Linked DNA regions of Mus musculus: region 1 is linked to region 2. The links are chromatin contacts, found by Hi-C or POLR2A ChIA-PET in ENCODE. All regions are on one chromosome and are shown on one strand. Each heading gives the region's core, a stretch centred on a gene start or an enhancer-like site at or near the end of the contact. The rest is flanking DNA. Distances are from core to core; before and after follow the strand shown. Region 1 has its middle 15 kb from the start of Pigt. Region 2 overlaps Matn4 (matrilin 4).

Region 1 (2,700 bases), core at 89-2,588, 120 kb after region 2:
AACAGTGTAGCACAAGGCAGTGGTATCTGGGGAAAGGGCTAGGGGTGCCCAGTCAGGCACTTGGGCATGGTGAGCCAGGCTAGAAGATGGGGTAGGTGGGAGGAAGAAAGGAAGGCTTCTGTCCCGAGAACTCTCAGGGAAGGACTAGGGAGGATGAGGCCCTGAAGACAGGGAGTAGCTCTTCACAGTTTCTGTTTACCTTGTAACCTGCCTCCATCCTCTTCATTAGACAGACGTCAGCATCTTTCACATGCCTGCCAGGATAGTGCAGGACACTATAGTGGGTTCCTTGTGGACTATAGGAGTCAGAGAGCTCTGTCTTTGCTTCTGTTCATCAACCCCACCCCCACCCCCAAGCACTAAGAATCTACGAGTATTAATTTAGAAGAAGAAGAAGGGCTGGAGAGATGGCTCATCGGGTAAGAGCACTGACTGCTTTTCCAAAGGTCCTGAGTTCAATTCCCAGCAACCACGTGGTGGCTCACAACCATCTGTAATGAGATCTGATGCCCTCTTCTGGTGTGTCTGAAGACAGCTACAGTGTACTCATATAAATAAAATAAATCTTTAAAAAAAAAAAAAAAAAAAAAAAAGAAGAAGAAGAAGAAGAGGAGGAAGAGGAGGAGGAGGAGGAGGAGGAGGAGGAGGAGGAGGAGGAGGAGAAGAAGAAGAAGAAGAAGAAGAAAGAAGAAAGAAGAAAGAAGAAAGAAAAAGAAGAAAGAAGAAAGAAGAAAGAAGAAAGAAGAAAGAAGAAGAAGAAGAACAACAACAACAACAACCACCCTAGGGAATTCTATGTTACACGCTGTGTTCTGTCTTGGAGCAGGTAAGCTGCCAGGCAGGGACAGTCACCAAGCACTGGCCTCTTGTTGAACAGAGGCTGACCACGTACTGGACTAAGCTCCTTACAAGTAACTCTCTTCTCATAACAATCCTATGAGGTATTATGTTTGTTTACAGATGACCCTAAGGGCTTAAGGATCCTTAGTCTGTGAGAAATGGGGCAGGGATTAGAGCTCAGACAGCCTGATTTGTAACCCGTGCTCATACCACCGCAGCCCCTTCAACAGGAGAGTGAGCCACTACCCTAGGTAGAAAAGAAGGAAATGCCTATGCTAAGCCAGTAAATGAGAATGTTCTAGCGAGGTCAGAAGGAGAGGGAGAGGGAACTAATTTGAGAGGCACAAAGCTGGCAACAGCTGCCCCTGCTGGGTGTTCTCAGGGAAGGAGGCTCACGGGGGGGGGGGGGGGGGGGGGGGTGCGGCGGCAGTGCAGGTCCTGTATAACCAGAGTCTGAAGGGATCGGCCATGGAAAAAACCCCTTCCACCCACAGCAGAACCGAACAGGAGGCACAGAGGTCTGGATTGAGGCAGGGCCTCTGCCTGGGCAGGAAAGGCTGGGAGACAGAGGAAAGGTGGAGCCACCCTTGCTTAGCTTATCTCATAGTTTCCAGAGTCCGCTTGGTCTGTGCTCCTGCCTCTGGTACCTCCTCCTCCATGAAGCCTTCGCTGTCCCTTTCCGTACCTTCAGTGGTCATATCTTCAAACGGGCTTCTACAGTCATGCAATAACTAGTTCACTCACCCACTGGTCTTTCTGGATTTCTTTTTTTCTATCCATTCTACTCAGTCAACAAATATTTATCTAGTATTGGCTGTATGCTAAGCAATGTTCTAGGCACTGGGGACCTAGCCATGAACCACGAAGGGAACCTCCACACTCAGCGAAGGAGGCAGATAGTAAACACATTATGAAAAAGATTAAGCAAGATGCCTGTGAGGTCACACATGGGAAAGGCCTCCAAAGGGGTGACAGCAAACGGGTAGATGGGGCTCCTGTCTATTTGAGTCAAGCATCTCAGCTTGGGCTAGATCCACAGTAGGGTTCCATCCTCTCTTCACTCCCCTTGGAGCCTAGGCCAGTGCTCTTCCTGGTGTGATTTCACAGGATCCAGTGTGGTCTTTGGCAAATCCAAGAGGATACCAGGGCATGTATAATGTGTAACATTGAGGAGTAGCCCCAGACACCAGTGTCATCCCCAAAGACAAGAGTGTCATGGAAATGACAGCATGGAGTCCCCAGTTCTGGCTTCCGTTTGATCTGATGTAGCTGTTTCCCAAGCAGCAAGAGCAAATGGCTAGACCAGGTGCAGGACCAGAAGCGGTGATTGGGAAAGGGAGGGATCCCCATGCCCGGTCAGGGCAAACCCACATTCATTGTCAAAGAATGTAACAATGGCCCTTGTCCAACCTTAGAAAGAAAGGAAGCTGACTCACGGATGAGCCCTGAGGACATTATGCCAACTGTGGGCGGAGGAGTGGAGTCCCACCCAAGCTCATGGAGACTCCCCGACCTTCTTCCACTCCCTCTGCAGGCTCTTCTCACACGTGTTTCCTGCTAGGCAGGAAGAGCATTCAGGAGCTTGGAATGGAACGGCAGGTGAAAAAACAGTAGTTCAGGCTCTGGGGAGAGTGCAGACTCTCCAGAGCAGAGCGCAGTTCATCCTGGCTCCTAGGAGACACCCCTCCCGCCCACCTCTCCTAGGAGGGAAATTTGCTTCTCTGTCTTCATCATCTTTCTGAGGGCAGTGAGGGTTTGTGGGTAGGGGGTGGGATGAGACAGATTTGATGGCCCTAAGAGCTGTGACAGCTCTAAGTCATTTTCTGGGATAGACCCAAGGCCCTGTTAGAGTCTCCCGTC
Region 2 (2,700 bases), core at 76-2,575:
TCTGATGAAGTAGGAACAGGTGGCAGGTGGAAGTCAGAGAGCATCCTACAGGAGGAGTTCTCTCTTTTACCATGAGGACCCTGATGTTTGAAAGCAGATTGTAAATCTTAATGTGTAAATGTGCTTGCCAGCTGAGCCATCTTGCCTTCTAAGATCCTAATTATCTCACGAGGTTGTCTGGATAAAAAACGGATACAATGGCAATATTAGGAAATCGCTTCAAACCAGGTCCAAGACATATTTCTATAAGAATAATTGCTAACTATCATTAACAAAGGACCTAAAATACATGTCGGGCACAAAGTCAGGTACCTTAGCATACATTCCTCTAGCCACAGTCCTGCTTGTACCAGTTAACCCTTGTCTCAGCTTTAACAATGGCAAAACAAACCCGGGGGAATTTACCTGACGCCCATTCTGGAACCCAACGTATTTTAAGCTTTAGTTTGCCATGTGTACCCGGGAAGTTCGTGTTCCTTGCTGGTAGAGAGGGTTGTGTGCATGCAGCTCAGCTTTGCTTCTTGAAGGAGTGGCAGAAGAGAGCCACAGGCTCAGGGATGCCACCAAGTGTCAGAGGCAGATGATACAATCCAGGTGGAGCACATCCCGCATCCCCCACTCTTTCTGGTCAGGGGCTCAACAGAGTTTCTCACATCCCCAGCCAGGTCCCAAGCGGCCTTTGAGCCACATTTTTTGGCTCCAGAAGACAGGAACAGCAAGAAAACGACGTGCTAGAAGATGGGGGACTCAGACTTCCTCGGACCCAAAGGTTCTCGGGGCATCCCCTCCCTCCCCACGTCCTACATAACGGGCCATCTGTTCTGGGGCTGAATAAACAAGAGACGGGAAGCAGCGGCCCCCTGCCCCCCAGCCCCAGTACTGCACAATGCGCCTTTCTCCAAGAGGACGCCACCCGGGCGCCTATGAGCACGCTCGTCTGAACTCCCCTCCCTCTGCCAGCATAGCAATAGCCACAAACCGACCCCGTGAAAACCAAATTTTTTTTTTTTTTTTTTAGAAAAGGAAAACAAAAAAAGAAATCCAACAAAGCTCGCGGCGAGTGTAGCAGTCCTTCCCCACCAGCACCTCCCCATCCCCTCATCCCCATCCCCTAAATCTGGCTCCTGGTCCAGGTGAGGCCAGCTCGAAGGCAGCGCGTGGGGCCCGCCAGCGCCCCCTCCTGGACGGTCCAGGCTGCGGGGCTCGGCCTCGGTCTCGCGTGGCTGCTCAGACAGCGTGCGACCCTCACTTTCGGCTAGCCAGCTGGTTCTCCAGCTCCTCCAGGCGCTCTGTCAGCCGAGCCAGTGAGCGGTTAAGGAAGATGTGGTCTCAGAGATCCCTTCACCCGCCCTGCAACCCGCACCTCCAGCCCCAAAGGATATGGTTCTGCGTCAGGCTCTCGAGCGCCCCCAGCGTGCGGCCCTGGAACTCCACGAGGCTTTCGCATTCGCAGGGACTCCGAAGCTCTGTCCCCGCGCCAATGCCCTCCTCTGCAAGGAGAGAGCCAAGAGTCAAAGGAATGAGGAACCAAAAGGGAGCCCACCAGGCTGTGGCTTCGACCTTCTGATACACCTCTACCGAGTCGATGGTGTACATGCAGGCTTTGGATTTAGACCTAGCCTGAGTCCCAGCCAAATAGCACAGAAGTCCTGGGGGAAACTCAACCCCTCAAGTCTCAATTCCCCCGCATCCGTAAAATGGATATAATGAAAGAAGCTACCCACTAGTGGTTATGAGATTAGACGATTTGCGTATGTGGACCCACTTGCAAGAGAAATTCTCCAACCCTTATGCTTGCTGGGATTACCACAGAGCTTGCTAGAATCCAGATTTCGACTCAGAGTAAAAATCTGCACTTTCACTAAGCTCCTGAAACACATTAATTCTGAAGTCCATGGGTTTCACTTTGATTAGAAAAAGTCTAGATGGATGAGCTGGTCCAAATGAGACCACGACAAACAATGGACATGTTCTCTATCTGTCTGTCCTGGCCGATTCAATACCCAAAAGCCACCTGGAGCTTAAGACACTTGAAATGTGGCGGGTACAACTGAAGAACTCAGTTTTTATTCTGTGTTATTGTGACCAATTGTAATTCATCATACACACGTAGCGACTGAATACCGTACTGGCACAATATCTAGAGCAATGCCAGGCACAAGTCAACCCTGTACTGTGTATTTCTAGTAAACCAGCATTCCGTGGACAAGCAGTATTAGCATAACCTAGGAATATGTCATAATGGCAAATTATCAAACCCTATCCCAGACCTAGTGAGTCAGGATGAAGTGCAACAATATGCGATTCCACTGATTCTGATGAAATTAATGTTTAAATTATAGGTCCAAGTCAGGCGTGGTGGTACATGCCTTTGGTCCCAGCGCTCAAGAGGCATAGGCAGAAGGAAGGATCTCTGTGAGTTTGAGGCCAGTCTGATCTACAGAGTGAGTTCCAGGAGGACAGCCAAAGCTACACAGAGAAACCCCGTCTCAAACGCAAAAACAAAAAATTATGGATCCAAGTTTATCTCCACACACACACTTCAACATCTAAGAGTAGAGTAGAGATAAACTTGGTTGTCTATGTTTCCTTAACAGTACAGAAAATGGTGGGGAATATTACGGAGATAGCATCACTGCTGGTCCACGCCATTTTCTATTTTAATGTTTTATTATGTATGTGTATGATACATGTGTGAGG

The links. A loop is a pair of places that touch in the nucleus more often than their neighbours do. ChIA-PET counts read pairs that join two places held with the same protein, here RNA polymerase II (POLR2A).
Region 1: POLR2A ChIA-PET joins it to region 2 with 17 read pairs in embryonic stem cell. The contact joins two enhancer-like sites. A Hi-C loop is called at or near these places in 4 of 37 maps with a recorded cell type or tissue (CH12.LX, gastrocnemius and mouse embryonic stem cell). POLR2A ChIA-PET finds 5 or more read pairs at or near these places in 4 of 5 experiments (Patski and embryonic stem cell).

What each region holds. Positions count from the first base shown.
Region 1 is chr2:164,511,318-164,514,017 of GRCm38, forward strand. No RefSeq gene overlaps it. Among named protein-coding and RNA genes, the nearest start is that of Pigt, 15 kb to the left of the region's middle. Within about 2 kb of position 1,339, at least 1 of the 3 ENCODE cell types and tissues checked has a DNase peak (open chromatin) inside an H3K27ac peak, as active enhancers do.
Region 2 is chr2:164,388,411-164,391,110 of GRCm38, forward strand. Matn4 (matrilin 4) reads right to left here. Exons shown (of 11, transcript NM_013592.4): 10 at 1,383-1,490; 11 at 983-1,304. The coding sequence ends at 1,246. Among named protein-coding and RNA genes, the nearest start is that of Rbpjl, 13 kb to the right of the region's middle. Within about 2 kb of position 1,326, at least 1 of the 3 ENCODE cell types and tissues checked has a DNase peak (open chromatin) inside an H3K27ac peak, as active enhancers do.